Linked DNA regions of Homo sapiens: region 2 is linked to region 1. The links are chromatin loops, found by intact Hi-C in ENCODE. Cell type or tissue: prostate gland. All regions are shown on one strand. Links, peaks and the distances in the headings refer to the core of each region. The heading gives the core; the rest is flanking DNA.

Region 1 (8,490 bases), core at 2,010-4,509:
TATGAACAGACACTTCTCAAAAGAAGACATTTATGCAGCCAGCAGACACATGAAAAAATGCTCATCATCACTGGCCATCAGAGAAATGCAAATCAAAACCGCAATGAGATACCATCTCACACCAGTTAGAATGGCAATCATTAAAAAGTCAGGAGACAGCAGATGCTGGAGAGGATGTGGAGAAATAGGAACACTTTTACACTTTTACACTGTTGGTGGGACTGTAAACTAGTTCAACCATTGTGGAAGACAGTGTGGCGATTCCTCAAGGATCTAGAACTAGAAATACCATTTGACCCAGCCAACCCATTACTGGGTATATAACCAAAGGATTATAAAGCATGCTGCTATAAAGGCACATGCACACGTATGTTTACTGTGGCACTATTCACAATAGCAAAGACTTGGAACCAACCCAAATGTCCAACAATGATAGACTGGATTAAGAAAATGTGGCACATATACACCATGGAATACTATGCAGCCATAAAAAAGGATGAGTTCATGTCCTTTGTAGGGACATGGATGAAGCTTTTAAACTGCCTTGTCTTCAGCTCTAGATCAACAATTCCTTCTAAGTTAAGGACTGTTTTCCAGAGAAAGTGAAAGTTTCATGCCAAATACAGGAACTGAGCAGAATTTGAGGCTAAAACATCCTCTCTCAATATCAATTAACCCCAGGCCGAATTGCAGTAGACAGACTATCATCTGTAGCATCATCCATGATTTAGAACAATGCAATCATGAACTGCAATCTGTAAGTATGCTTTCCTCGCCGAGCAACCCACTGTCTGGTACCAAACAGGTAGAAAGTCATATCTAAGGGGTTCCCCAGTTATCATAATTTGATTTCAGCAAATAATCAGATGATCTTAAGATCTTCTAGATTATTTCTTAAAGGGAAACTCAATAGAGGAAATTTAGCTAACAGAATACCTATCTTTCCAACGTCTCTCTAAAACAAAATGATTTGGCTTTTATTAAAGGAGACTTCAAAGCAAACTCTTTTTGCCCAGTTCACCTTCATTATCATCGAAGCTAAAGAGAATTCAGCAGATATTAGGATAATTCCAAAAGACTGTTTTTTGCTCTTGGGTTATCTTGCTTTCCAAATGATACCCCAAATCCCCAACAATCAAGTAGAATTCCAGAACCATTTAAAAGCATAGGAAATTTCAACACACCCTGTCTCTTCAGAACCCAGTTGCTTTCAGAAAGAAGAATTCTCTTTATCAGTATTTTAGAAGGACATATCAAAATGCTTGTCATTTTGAAATTTCTATTAATTTTGTATTACTTCGTACTTTTCAGTTCTCAAAATAATACTGTGAAAGTGACTATTTTTTTTTTTCAATTTTCCCAACTTTGTTGGGGGTGGGGAAGCATACGATGTAAATTTATTAAATCTAGGCTAGAACCTCATAACACCGTTTACTAGAGACAAATTTGGTAAGGAGGGTCCAACTTCTATGGTAAGTGGGTTAACTGATGAAGGAGCCTGTCCTCATGGGGCAGTTTCAGCTATAACCAGTGCTACAACACTGCCCACAAGCAAAGCCTTATATCAGACCACCACACAAAATGGAAATAAGGTAGGAAACAGGCCTTACATCCTGCCCAAAAAGGCATCCAGCATAACCTGCCTTGCAGTGAACTGGCTTGGGTTCTTGTACTCCTTTGGAGAGTAGTCCTTAGGTAGGTAGGGTAGGAAGCAGAGCTCCATTCTTGGGGTGGAGGACCAGCCTGAACAAAACAGTATGTCAGAACCTCCCTCCACTAGACGAGGCTTCAGGAAGCGGGCTGTCTTTTACAGAGATTTGGTGTCCTAGGCAGGTAGAGATATCCCCAGTCAGCTCTATGAGCACTAGTCCCATGTCTGATGGGAAGCAAAGCTAGACTCTGGAGTCTGTGTGTGTGTGTCTGTGTGTGTCTCTCTCTGTGTGTTAATGCCTGTTCTTCTGTTCCACAATTCCCCCACAAGGCCCAAGGACAAATGTATTGTCTAGGAGAATTTGCAAGGAGGTAGGAACATGGCTCTGGACTCAGACTGACCTTGGTTGGAATCCTGCCTCTGCTACTTAAAAGCTAAGTGACATTGGGCAGGTTTCCTTAATCTCCTTCAGTCTCAGTGTCCGCAACCAGAAAGTGGGAATAATAATAGTCATCCCATAGAATGGTTGTAAGGAATAATTAGACTGGATAGCATATTGTAAATTTTCTAGCACAGTATCTGTCACATAGTAAGCCCACAATAAGCGCCCCTATTAACATTAAGATGATCTTATCTGTGCCATTTTCCATGCTTCCTTTGAATTCATGGAACAAAGTAGTGAAAAACTCTGCTCAGCAAGTACAAAATCATTGTTTAGACCAGATCTGAGGCCAGCATAAAAGCCAAAAGAATGTTGTAGTTAGAGAGTCCAAATGCAACCCTAGCTCTTCTGAATTCCCTAAGGGGCTGCTCAAGGTAAAGCTGTCACAGAGAGTTTGTGATTAAACCATTGGATAAAAGCCAGACACATTGCATGCTTGAAAAAGGAGTTATTTTCACAAGGGTAATTGCCAGAGACTGATGCAGTCAAGAGTCAAAACAGGGTAGATTCTCATCAGAAATGTGTGCCCACAGAAAAGACTCTTGGCAGAGGACACGCAGCATTAGGCTGTGACATCAGACTTTTGGGCCACTGAGTTGCATAAGCAGGCCCAGTAGAGCGAAAACTCACCAGTAAGAATTAACGCTGGTGGAAGTTTAAGAATGCCAGGCCCCAAGAAGCGTGCAAAATCACATTGCTACGGAACAGCTGGTTCCTTCAGTGCCTGAGATCTTTGCCAGATTCCATCTTTTTCCATAATAATATATTACCTCTATTAACTTACAGAATCCAGGGCAAGATTATATGAAAACTACTAGATGCTGTGCAAATGGCCCCTTATCTGTAACTAGAAATTATGTATGTTGTAATCAGTTTGCTATAACTAAAACTGCGAGCCCCAACATGAAGAATCTTGTTCTTCATGGCATAAGACGCTTGAGCAGCTTTATTTTATTTTATTTTTTAACTGTCTTTGGCAGCCGTCCAATAATACTCGGTGAGAAGCAGTCCCTTGCACTCCAGCCACTCCCTTGCTGCTCCATTTAGCCCCTTAATAAAGCTTGTTGAGCAATTAAGTCAGGAACATTGAAACCTTACTCACCTTCAGTCAACCTTTCCTTAATTGGGCAATCAATTTACATGCTTCCAGTCCTGACAAAAGAGAAATGCAGTTTTGGCTTTCCAGGAGCGAGCTATTAAGATTGTAGCCATTTATCTGAGTACTGGCTTCTTAGTTACACACATGTAATACAAAAGAAAGATCTACGTGCTTGTTTTCATACTTCATCTTTCTTGATTTTTTTTAGCAAGTGGAAGTTTAAAATCATTGGCTCAAAACATAAAAACACTATTGATATTTCCATAGTATCTTTTTACAATTCTCAGGGTCACTTAGATTTGTGACTGAAAAAAAAAAAAAACATAGCCCTCAAAATGGCTATTTGAATGATTATAATTTCACAAATACATCTTTTATTTGAAAGAATAGTGAACTGAAGTAAGGCATCATTGGTGACTTGTTCCAAACAATTGGTTACACAAGTGTATTTAAAAAGGAAAGCTTTTGTTCACTTTCATATTTTCACTTAGAAGGTTCTTCTTAAATATCTGAAGTGAATTTGCAGGTTGAAAAGTTACAGCCTCATTCATAGATTGGGAACAGTAGTTCTCAAACATCTGTGTGTGTCCAGTGCTGTCCCAGGATCTAGTTTTCACTGGCCAGGAAAAAAATGAGAAAATCGAGCACATTGAAGTGAGGTTTTTTTTTTTTCTTTCATATATTTGAAAGTATTCCATTTAAAGGGCTGACCTTTTCCTAAGATTTTTTGGCTTCTCTCTATCTCCATACTTCTTTTATTTTTAATTGTACTTGTCCATGAAATCTAAATGTCGGGAACCACTGCTGGTATGTCTAGAAATATAAGAGCTTGTCCTCTGAGAATTGGCTGAGCTCACTAAATTCACATTGTGCAGGCCACAGAAAAACTGTCAGCTTTAGGTCAATAACAATTTGGCTCAACTAGCTGAAAATAGCCCCAAATGGTGTCCAGTCTCCTACCCTCTTCCTTGTCTAATTAAATCCACTTCCTCCCCAAATCCTGATCGTCATGAACTGCCTCCATTTTAAAATACAGGAAACGTTGGACCAAACTCATTTATTTGAACCCAAGAAGAGTGAGTAGTAATTGCTGGGTAACCTGTGCTGAATCCAAAGTGATAGAATAATCTCTGAAGAATGAAAATGGAAGGAAATAAATATTCTCACCTCTCTAAAAAACAATAATGTTCACCCACATAAAAAATCTGTAGGCAGGCAGCAGCTCCATTTTGATTCAGCTAGATGGCTTCACGCTAGTGAAGAAAACATTTTGGCAAAGAATTATTTTATCCAAAAGTAAAACACAGAATTCCAAGTACCTGGTATAACCCAAGTGAAAGCACATCCAAAGGAAATCTCTCCATACCCACTGCCTTTTAGCATTACCACTCCTCATTTTACCTCTTAATATAAAGCCACAAAGTGAGTACATGTAACTACAGCACGTCTTGGGCTGAGGTGGCTGGGAAATTTGATTCCCCAAAGAAAGGAAGAGCATGAAAATCCTCTGAGGAAAGTGATCTTGGCAAGGACTCTGGCTAGGACTCCAGCCCATGTGGATTTCTCATCCTTTGAAGTGTTTATGGTTCTATCCAGTTTTTCATCACTGAGAGAGAAAGAAAAAAAAACTACAAAGTCCTCTCTTTTATAGAAGATATTTTCAGATTTAGATTTTAGCTAGCTTCAAATTCTTGTACACAGAGATACATATAAAACTGTCACTTTGATAAAGTTCTAGGAAAAAGTTAATATAATTTTAGAATCCTGTCTACTGAGTATCAGTAGCCATCCTTCATACCCCATAACCAATTATCTACTCTGGTTGATGAGAACCTTCACAGTGATTCTTTTGGCTAGCTTTTATGCCATAAGGAAAGCAAAGTTCCTGGATCTGACATGCAGAAAATCTTGGTTTTAGGAATTCTAAAGAATAGAGAGCAAAGTTTATAAAACAAGAGTTCAGGACAAGAGCCTGTGGCAATCTCCTCTTTCCTCATCTTGGGTACCTCAGTCTTTTATTATATTTTCCTACTACCTACTTTATCCTCCTACCAAAGGTCTGAGTGGGGCATTATTTAGTGCCATAAATAATAAACTGTTAGTGGCTCTTTGATGCTCTCAAAGTACTTTCACTTTTACTGTTATATTTCATCATCACAGAATATATGCAGCAGGTATTCTTACTATCCTGAACTTATTGATGAAAAAATTCAGGTTCACAGATGAATCACAACACCTGGGAAAAGGGACAGAACTGGAACTCAAAAATCAGTTTTCCTTATTTCATAGCCTGTGTTTTAAAAAGCATTTGATGCTAAATAAGTTAGCAGTATAAAGCCTAAGTCAGAAATCTATTTTTTTTAGTTAAACATACTTTATTTTTTCTCAAAATTTGTAATTGCCTGAGTTCCTACACCATGCTTAAAAATGAAACAAAACAAAACTAAGAGTAGAGGTGGTCTCACCACCCAATTCTTCCCTTCTCTCAGGAAATTATAGCCAACAGCATGAAGGGGCCATGGGCAAGCCAAGTAAGGCACTGAAAGATACAGACAGATAAAAAGCAGGACAAAAGTAGAAGTAGTATTTACTACAGGCAAAATCAGTGAACCTGCATTCTGGGGCTGGAGAAGCAGGGCAAGAAACCAAGAAGAATGCCCTCTGGGAGGTGGAGAAGTTACACTAGGAAAAGACAAAAAGTACCAGTTCCAAGCTGAACAGTTAGCACCTCTCATCTCTCCCACATAAACAGTGTTTAAACAGAGGAGACAAACCAATTCTCAAATACAAAGATGAACAAACAACTAAGAATCTGCAAACATTTGGAAAACACTAATACCTTGAAACAAAGGCAAAAACTCAGCAAGTAAAACATTTTGAAGAATCATAGTTAAAAGAGCTCACAACATTTTGGAATAAGCATATAAAAATCTCTGGAAAGATGTAGAAGGACACTGTAACTAAAACATTAGCTGAATATGGTAGAAATTTAAGACTTGAAAAACAAAATAAAAAGATTGATTTAGGGGCAAAATAGTAGAGTGGACATAGACAAATAGCATTTTGAGAATGCTCTCAAAACAATGGAAAACATAAAGGAATAAAGAATACAAAGAGCCAGGCTCAGTGGCTCACGCCTGTAATCCCAGCACTTTGGGAGACTGAGGCAGGCAGATTACCTGAGGTCAGGAGTTCGAGACCAGCCTGGCCAACATGGTGAAACCCCATCTCTATAAAAAATACAAAAATTAGCCAGGCATGGTGGTGGACACCTGTAATCCCAGCTACTCGGGAGGCTGAGGCAGGAGAATCGCTTCAAAACAGAAGGCGGAGGATGCAGTGAGCTGAGATCATGCCACTGCACTCCAGCCTAGGCAAAAGAGTGAAACTCAGTCTAAAAAAAAAAAAAAAAAACAAAAACAAAAAAAAAAACCAAAGAAAAGTTTAGAGACATGAAAGATTGACCCAGATTTCCGCAGCCATTTAATAAGGGTTCTAGAAATAGGAGTTCATTTTAAAGGCATTCTAGAGAAAACGTAGGTGAGAAAAAATTGAGAAATTAGTAAAATAAGATTTCTTAGATTAAGAAAATATTCATATTGTTAACCACCAGGTTCCAAGCAGAATAAATTTTTAAAAAAATGATTTACTCAGAGTGACCCTTGTGAAATTTCAGAACAAAGAGAATAAGGTGGGCATTCTAAAGGCTTCTAGAGGGTAAACAACGGATGATCTATATAAGAATGAATATCATGTTGACATTAGACTTCAATAATGCTGAATTAAGAAGATTGTAACATCCTCAAAGTTCTGAGAAAAGATTGACCCTAAAATTCTATACCTAGCTAAACTATAACTTAGGTGAAGGCAAAGACATTTTTATAAATGTAACTACTCAAAAAATTATCAACCATGAGTTATCTCTGAAAAAATTAGTAAAGAATGTACTCCCAAATAATGAAAAATGAACTCAAGAAGAAGACACAGGAATAGAAAAAAGGGAGGAATGGACAAAGAAACTAGACAAAATTACAGATGCTCCTTGACTTATGATGAAGTTACATCCCAATAAACCTATTGTAAGTTGATAACATTTTCAACTTACAATGGGTTTATCCTGATGTAACCTCTTAGGTCGAAGAGCATACTGAATGGGTATGCTTTGACACCATCGTAAAGTTGACAAATCATAAATCAAACCATCATAAGTAGGGGACTTATTAAGTTATTATATACTTATAATTGTTAATTAATAATTTAACAATTATTAAGTTAAATCTTAATAATTTAACAATTATTAAGTTAAATCTTAATAATTTAACAATTATTAAGTTAAATCTTAATAATTTAACAATTATTAAGTTAAATCTTAATAATTTAACAATTATTAAGTTAAATCTTAATAATTGGAGGTAAGGAAAGAGAATAACCACCAGAAATGAAAATCCAGATGATCTCAGCATAAAATAGCAGCAGAAAAAGAGTAAGCTGGTAAATGAAGGTATGCAAAAGTTTGTCTCATGATTGAGTTAAATGCTGGATCACTCTAGACATAGAGAGAAAAATATACTTAAAAGGTATATTATAAAAGATATAAGAATAATCATTATGAAGTAGAAATAGATTGTGTAACTTCCAAGCAACTAGAAAAACTAAATGTAACAAAAACAAAATAAAACTTCGATGATTGAATAAAAGACAAAGAACAGGAGAAAATAAGCAACAAAAAACACAAAATCTATAAAACCATATGATAGGAAATCCAAAATTCACTCCTTGTAAACTTACCTGGAATATTGAGAACAATGAAAACAGGCCTTAGAAAGAAGTTTTATTTTAGAATAAGCCATCTTAGATGGAGGGACCCATTGGACCTATAACTTTTGTTGCAGGAAGGGATAAACCTAAGCCTGTCCAAAGCATCTGTCTCCGGCACTTGAAAAGCCAAATTACTGCTTTATATATTTACACATCCTTTCTCATGGGAACCCATAATATATTATGCTTGTGAAAGCTCTTAAGATCATGCTGCTTGCCAAAGAATCATCATAGGAAACCTATGCTACTTCAGAGTTTACATACATAGACAAATACACACATATATACATACAATACACATATATATTCATATATATAAATACACATTTTAAAAAACAGCTTTATTCAGATATAATTTATATGTCACTATATTTACATCATACAATTCAATGGCTTCTAATATATTTTAAGAGTGCAACCATCAGCATAATCTAATTGTAAAATATTTCATTACCCCAAAAAGGAATCTTATACCCATTA
Region 2 (8,490 bases), core at 3,665-6,164, 50 kb before region 1:
TAAGTGCTTTTCGTCACTGTCACCTTACTTGGGTAGCCGTGGGGTCTGTGTTTACAGGTAACTGAGCTGCAGTGTTGGCACAGCACCTCACCACAGACAGTGTGGCGGGTGATGCACAGCACAGTGTGGTGAGAAACAGAAAGAACTGGAATGTATACACCACAAGGCCAGAGCTTAGGGCTTTCAGTTTTGCTGCTTCCAGGGAGGTCAGTGGACCAGTAGCAGCAGCAGCATCTGGCAACTTGTTAGAAATGCTGAATCTCAGGTCCCGACCCATCCATTTTAACAAGATCCTAATTTGCACACACGTTAAAGTTTGAGAATAGCTGCTTTCAACTTTGCAAGGGAGAGTCATGCTAGGGAGGGCTGGCAACGGTTCTCTCTTTTTTTGGGAGGAATGGGTCCTGGAGAAGTTGAAAGCACTCAGCTGCAAGGCAGCCCCAAACACCCCCATCTGAGCTATTTCTGGATCTGATGCAGTGACGGCTGCTTTACCTCCACCCCTACCAAAGGTTCTGATGCTGTGTTGGGAGGATGTCATATGATTTGTTGCTGTGTAGCTAGGCTTTTAAAATATAGTCTTATCTCCCTTAAAGTGTCCTGAGGTTGGTTTTTGTTTGTTGGTTGTTTTTTTGTTTGTTTGTTTTGGGGTATACTTTATATACAATAAAATTCTCCAATTTAAAGGGTGAGGTTTGTTAAATTTACCCAAATACAGTTGTGAAATCACCACCACAATCATGGTATAGAACATTTCAATCACATTAAATGTTTTGGTTTTATTTGTTGTCACAGCTTTCCACTTTATTAGCATATGGTACTTTTAAATATGAAAATAATAACATTATTCATATAATCTTTGGGTAAATTATGGAAGACCAAATAATTACAATTCTGTTAATATGATTCAAAACATTGACAAATAACGTTTTTCAAATCGATGTTTAGATGTTCGTTGTTTAAAAGATGAGTCAAAATTTTCTTGCAGCAAAAAGAGTAAATATATCTAGGACCACTGTGACAAATCTTTTTCATTTTTTCTTTTTTTGCTCATGCCACTTTGTCTAAGATACTCTCAGGAATCTGTTTAAAAATCATGGAAAGCAAGAGTATCCCCAGAGGATTAGAAATAGGCTAATTTAATCCCAACTTTCAAAAATGGCAAAAAGTAGATGCCAAGGAATAGTGTAGAGAAAATTATTAAACAGCTTGTTTATGTGCAATGACTGCAGAAAAGATTACTCTGTAGAAACCAACAAAGTTTTTCTAAATAGTCACTAAACTAATATCATCTTTTGAGATACAGTGAGCTAAGTAGATCATGGGACTATCTTCATAGAGGGAGTCTTGATTTTAGTTAAGATATTTGGCATAGTCTCACATAACTTGCCAATGAGGTTCTAATGTTTCTAAATTCACTGATTCTCAGCGAAGACTCTGTTATGTGTGTGTTTGATGTTGAAGGTAAATAGGTAAATAGTTGAATTAAACTGTCGTTGTCTGTCTTACAGTCTAGTGATGGAGACACATAATAAAGCAATAAAATAAAAAGATTACTCTGGCTGCTGGGTGGAAGACGGATGTGAGGAGACAAGATGATCACAGTTATCCAGAAATTAAGGACGATGGCTCACACTAGAGTGGAGATGGGAACAAAATGCCTATGGATTTGGGATAAATTTTGGAGATAGAAATGATAGGGCACTTGCCAATGAACTAGATATAAAGGATGAGGGAATGGGTGAGAGATAAGGTCGACTTCCAGGCTTCAAGCAGTTGGCTGGACAATGGGCCATTTCCAGATGGTCTTGTTCTATTCAAGGTTGATGCCAGTGACTTGGATGAAGGTACACTTAAGATATGAAGTTAGATGCAGTGGTTGATATATAAGTAAAAAGGATCAACAATTTAAGAAGAGATCATGAGACTTGAAAGATAAAATGTAATGTAAATAAATATAGGACTGGCACTTAGCTTCAGAAACAGACAAAAAAAGTACACAAGATAGAATCAGGAAGACAGCCTAGTAGCATTCACACCAGAAGCTCAAAAAGAATGAAAAGTGTGTGGTTGCCGTAAAAATGAATTCCAAAATAGATTACCTTGAAAGAAGAAAGATGTCTGACTCAGAGAAATTAAAAATCCTATCATGCTTTGCGCTGTTTGGACCAAATCTGATGTTATAGCATTGTGTTCATCTCAGCACACAGCCTTTAAAAAGGATGGTTGAGGAACTGGACCATGACTGAGATGTAAACAGCCCAAACACTTCATCACAAGATGAACAGTTCAAAGAATTAAAGATGTTTGAGTTAAAGAGCACAATCTTAAAATGAGCACCCTCAGGACTGTTAGGTAGGAGAGGTGTTAGATTTCAAGTAGATACAAATAGGTCCAGAAGGTAAAATGAGGACCCAAGGATAGAAGTAGCGACAGTGATTTCAGCTGAGCCTCAGTTCCAAGCACAGAACTTTTCAGAAACAGAATGGGTTGCATAATATGTCCCCTTTTAAAAGACACTTTGCAGACCTGGATGCCTGTGTGTTGGCATGGAGCATAGAGGTTTCCTGTCCTGGGTAAACATGCTGTGCTGGACTAGGTTCTCTCTGAAAGTCTCTCCCTGCTTCAGGAGTCTAGAATTCTAAGTTTCTTCTCAGGAGACTCCAAAATTTACTAGAATGTCCTGAACCACATCTTTCATAATGTTGCTGACTCAAAGACTCTTGAAGGCTCCTGACCACATTATTCGCAATTCTAACTCTCTTGCCACCCCTTCCCCATGACCCATGTACAATTACATGCTCTAGATCTTCTCCTCAAAGATGAACATAAGTCTGAAATATCAACACCTTGGCAGCCCTATTATCAATTGCTGATCTGTAGTCCCCATGTAAGTACGCCTTTTTTAGCAACCAGTTTTTGTCCCAGCCATATTAATACTTGTGGTCAGTGGTTAACAATGTTGAAGCTTAAATTATATCCAGATGAAATTTTAAAAAGGAATCACTTGTGTTCCTCTGTGTTAACACAGGAATCCCAGCATGTGTTTCTCTTCCAGGAAACCATAATTATATGTACAAATATCTACCCGGACAATTAGGGGCATAATCATGCTCTAAATAGAAGTGTTCAAACAAGTCAACACCTTCTCTCCAGTTATTCCTCTTTCTTCTTTCTCTTAGATGTCATGGTTTCTGTGTCTCAAGACATTTATGATTTGATTTTTCTAACCCTTTCTAGGTTCTATTAGAGTCAATTAGACAACATATTCCTTCTTTCTAAGAATCTGAACAAGGAGGTATACTTTTCTAAATTTTAATCCTATTAATGCCAGATTCTTGTATAGGCTAAAGTATTCTTAGAATTTTACTTTTACAGTTTGCCTCTTAGTGATCTGATAGAAAAGGGGGTTTTGCTTTATATTAATTTTCAGTCTTGGAAGAGAAGATCTACATTTGGGAAAGGACTAAGAAGAGATCCTTTGCAGATCAGACAGTTAAAGGCAAAAACTATCAGACTCTAAGTACTCTGGGGTGCAATGTTACGTCTCTTAAACATGGGAGGGGGTTGTTTTCACCACTGTGGGAGCACCTCATTCTGTTGTGTTTAAGTGGGGGGAAGAAGATAAGTGAACACTACTAAAATCTTCCCTAATCAACACTTTTCTCCGGCTTGAAAAGGGGGGATAGCAGTTTATGATGCTCAAAGGGCCAGATGCCACTGAGCATCATCTGCAAAGAGATTCAACACATAGATTGTGTTAAGACACAACCATGTGCAAGAACCGCGTGGTTGCAGAGGCTACTGACTGAGGGAACACAGCAAATGTTTCCTTAGAATGTTTCTTTTGCTAATAAATACCAAGTTCTCCAGGGTTAGGGCCTTTTGTAAATAATTGTGTAGATATTCATAATTATCCCCTCCTGCTAGGCACATAGATAGTTCCTACAAGGTCATACTCTTTATACATTAGCCTTGGGCCCATGGGAAAATCCCTTTGGTCCTAGCAGAGTAGACCCAACAGGGCACATAGTCATTCCAGAATAGCATCTGGCTCATCCTAAGATGTCACTCATTTTACTCCACTAGGAAGCCTGTGCTCTTCTGTGCCACACGGAAATCCTCTAGGGCCTGTCACATGTTCGTGTAGAAGTGGCTACTTAGCATTGTGTCCCTCAAAACAAGTGAACTCTGCAAGAAACCGAAAGCTTGCTTCTTTGACATAAATATTGCTTATCTTACTTGACGGGAAAAAAAATCATGCCACAATTAGGTCCCATATCTTATTCTGTGGCAGAGCATATCAAATCCTGTTCCATTACGTATCTCAGAACTACTGGGTTGGCTAATAAATGCTTGCTGTCCGTTTCTCACATCCCTCAACCTGAAGAGATAAGAGACCTACCCTCTTAATCAGTGTATTAGTCCATTTTCATGCTCCTGATAAAGACATTCCTGAGACTGGGTAATTTATAAAGAAAAAGAGGTTTAACAGACTCACAGTTCCACGTGGCTGGGGAGGCCTCACAATTATGGCGGAAGGCGAACAACACATTTTACTTGCCCGCAGACAAGAGAGAATTGAGAGACAAGTGAAAGGGGTTTCCCCTTATAAAAAAACCATCAGATCTTATGAGACTTATTCACTACCACAAGAACAGTATGAGAGAACTGCCCCCATGATTCAATTATCTCCCACCGGGTCCCTCCCAAAACACGTGGAAATTATGGGAGTTACAATTCAAGGTGAGATTTCGGTGGGGACACAGCCAAACCATATCAATCAGCCTCCTCACTCAAGGATTTTAGGGAAATAAGTATAGATCTGAATGTACTTCCTTACCAATCATATCTTAACCTAAATTCCTGTTTATTGGCAGATCAGTTGGGCCTCTACCCAAAGTGTTAGGTCTGTTCTTTCTCCTAGTGTTTGTTTTGCCTCTGCTGAGCTCTGCCCCTCTTTTGTTTGCTGGCCAGTTTCTGGCAGTTCATCTGTTCTGCTGTTGACCATTCTGTACTCCTGGTTTATCTCCTCATGGTTGCCCCGTATGCAGGAGAAACAAAACACTGTAGGATCATAGACAGCTGAGGAGCAGTCATTCTGCCTGGGGCCAGGGAAGGCAACTGAGGAGTTGGCATCTGAGCTGGGGCCTAGAGCAGCCTTCAACAGGTGTGCTGGGAGGGGGAAGGGCCAGGAGGAAGCAGCCCACGCAGAGCGAACGGCATGATGTGCCAAGTGCCTCTCAACAGCACTTGGTGGAAAAATAATTGCCTTTCATGACTCAAACATAGAGTCAATTGCAGTTATGTATTGTTCTAGGGATATATTTTCCCACATCAGGAAGTGAGCGGTTTCATCTGGGGACTGGATTTTTTTTCTTCTTTTTTAATAAATAGGCTTTATTTTCAATTATCATGTCTGTTTTAACCAAATGTTTCAGAAATCATCTATATAATCTCCCACATCATTTTAACTGCACTTTTTCTTGAGAAGGGTGTGATAATGACCCAGATGTACTAAAACAAAAACATGAGTTCATCATTCAAAAAAGTCTTTTCATTATACTTGATTGTCAAATTTTCCCACTGGTTACCAAGTGGTGCTTATTCATCTAAGAGGAACCAGGTGCAAAAAAAGTGAATTACATTAGTAGCCCAATATATAGATTTTAAAATAGCCATGAAGTAATAGATGAAAAGAACCCTAGACATCATTTGGCTTGTATCTTTATATTATGGGCAAGGAATCCAGAGATGGGAATGTTAAGCAAGTTGCCCAAAGTCAGGTGGTCATTCTCCTAAGGTCACTGCCAGCCTTTCCCTCCGCCCCTCCCACCCCATTCTCACACTTTCTCACCCGGATGTAACAGAGAGTGCAACATAGACTACAAAAGCCTTCTTTCATAATGTTGTTTTAAAGTCATCTCAACCGAAATGCTCCCAGAGAGCTATTTGGGCTTCGAATTACATAAAGGATTTGAACTGTTACTCAGATTCTAATGAGCACTTCTTTATTTGGTAGGACATTTTTGTTGAGGATTTTAAAGCAGGGATGACTAATAGGTTCCAAAATTTGGATACTATTAACAAATAGTGTTAACCATACAAATAAACCTTTGCCCTTCTAAACTGTAATGCCAGAATATATTCTTTTCTAGATATTACAATAAGATTTATTTTCTTTGCTTTAGGGTACTTTTGACTTCAGTGACATTGCTGTCTATATATTCAATAAACCTCCTATTGATCTGTTCAAAAGAAACAGGTAAGCTGAGGACGTGTTTGATTTTGTTAAAACCAGGGTGAATTATTTTTATGGTAGCATTGTGGAACAATGATGTTCTCTCTGTACAGCAATTTGATTATTAAAAAGAAAGACTATTTTGACCTAGAGTGATTGGAAGACCTATAGTAGTATTTATCTAGAGAAACAGTTGCAGCAAAATATAAATTAAATTGTCATGGACAATGAGAAAATAATGTTGTCACTTAAAGTGAACCCTCAATTATACCTGTTTTTCTGGTTTAAAATGACTTCATTTTAAAAGCTTGTTTTTCCTTAGGTCTTTATAAATCCAGAACAAAGATCCCATGTTTTTATATTATAACTTCCAAGGTTTTAAAAGTAAACAGACCTGTCATTCTCTTGTGCATATTCCAAGGAGAAAGTGTTACTCCTGAGGCAATGTGGGAGTGAGCAAGCTATGAAGAGACTTCAAGTACTCTGGGCAGTGTAATACCTGAAGTGTTTATTTTCTATTTCTGGGACACTGGATTATGTTTGTAATTCTTTGACTTTTACATTAACTAAAACCACATTGGTCAACTATTATTGTATATACATGACTCCATTTAACTGGAACATTTTATAATAAATTGAGGAGCTAACCATTGTCTAGTTTAAACACCAGTCTTATGAGAGATTAAACAAAGGTTTAATTATAGCCTGTCCCATATTGCTCTCCGTGAACCTTTTGAAAACATGAACTGAACAGTTATAAAGAAATATAAACACTTTTTAAAAAGTGAATGCTTTAGAGTTTCAGTATTTATTGAGATGAGCTAGTCGAACACTTTCAAATTTTGCTACAGACAAATTATGCTTTTGACAGATTAGTCTTCTGCTCTCTTTTGTGAGTTGCATGTATTTGAACTACATTTTATGAATAATTAGGTTTTGTATGTCGTGGCTATTAAAATGTTTCTAAGCTTGTTATTACATTTAGAACGTGGAGGCATTGATGGGATGTTATTAAGATAATTCCTTGTTTGCCTAATCAGTTCAGGTCATTAATTCAAAAGGAATCTTTTTGTTTCAACTATTAGGATCTTTTTAAATCAAATATGTATTTTAATGGTGTACACCAGACCTGAAGAAAAAGATCACAGAAGGAATTTCCCCTTTGTAAGATAGAGGTAGTTAAAAATAAGCCTTATGACCTAATAGGTTAATTGTAATGCTCTGGTAGCCAACTTGAAAAAGGAGAAATGATGGTTGCATCTCACATTTTAAAATGTTAAGAATTTGTTTTGTAATGAGGATACCTTAACCCCTGAAGGCCAAAATGACTATTTGTGTGAGTTTGAGAAAGGCACATAGTAACTTGGGGAACAGTCAATAGAATGACAAAATCTTGACTATTTTAACTTTCTGAACCCTGTCATTTCTTGTGTTCTCAAATTTGATTTTTAAATAGGCTGCATGGTGTATGAAAAGCTGGGGGAACAAGTCTTTGGCACCACAGGGAAGTTCGTAATCTTTGGAGCCACCTCTCTACAGAACACTGGAGGTAAAAAGAACATGCTTTTCTTTACATAACTTGAAACTAATTCTGGTGGATGAGCGGCCACATGAATTTTAACATAATTCAAGCAGTTATCATCCTCATTGCTAAAATGGCACAGGGAAAGTAAAGCAGAGACAGCAGTCACTTATTTAAAGCCACAAATCCTGCTAGAGTAGCTGAAGTTGCCTTTGTGTCTTACTGACAGTTGGTCTAAGAACGGGCTGATAACTTTTTATGTAGCTTGCAACATAAGCCTTCGTATCTTCTTTCTAAAAATGTTCTCATTTTCCTTCAGCAATGCTGAGCTACCTCTTCATCGTAAAAAATGAACTACCCTCTGCCATAAAGTTTCTAATGGGAAAGGAAGAGACATTTTCGTAAGTTATAGACCATTTTTTTATGATATAACTAAAATGTTTTTAATTTAAATATGGGCCAATCAAAATTCTTGCTTGTGAATATTGCAGAAAGTTTTTCCTAGGCTGCGTTTTGTTTGTTTGTTGTTTCAACAATAAATTTCTTTGGGGCTATATAAAGGAAAAAAGCAGGAGAGCCATTTGCATATGCACATTTGAAAAGTAGATTTGTCTGTCATGCTATGAGCGGTAGATACTGCATTTTCCCCAGAGCCTGAAATCTATATCTAGTTTCTGTGAAATAGAACAGATATGCAGTATTTTTAACACAAAAGTGGAACGTGCAA

Evidence for each region. Peaks named below come from ENCODE experiments on the same cell type or tissue, not always from the same donor. Only the 100,000 strongest peaks of a DNase experiment are listed, where the experiment ranks them.
Region 2: a loop joins it to region 1, with 3 times the contacts of the local background. A loop is called at or near these places in 6 of 110 quality-filtered maps.

The regions. Positions count from the first base shown.
Region 1 is chr12:46,154,914-46,163,403 of GRCh38, reverse strand. No RefSeq gene overlaps it. Among named protein-coding and RNA genes, the nearest start is that of SLC38A1, 110 kb to the left of the region's middle. In prostate gland, for the core only: no CTCF peak of the experiment used is centred there; DNase peaks (open chromatin) are centred at 2,693 and 3,063; H3K27ac peaks cover 934 bases.
Region 2 is chr12:46,206,829-46,215,318 of GRCh38, reverse strand. It overlaps SLC38A1 (solute carrier family 38 member 1), which reads left to right. Exons shown (of 17, transcript NM_030674.4): 6 at 6,192-6,265; 7 at 7,698-7,790; 8 at 8,083-8,164. Among named protein-coding and RNA genes, the nearest start is that of SLC38A1, 58 kb to the left of the region's middle. RefSeq lists an enhancer at 7,316-7,405. In prostate gland, for the core only: no CTCF peak of the experiment used is centred there; a DNase peak (open chromatin) is centred at 5,136; H3K27ac peaks cover 1,528 bases.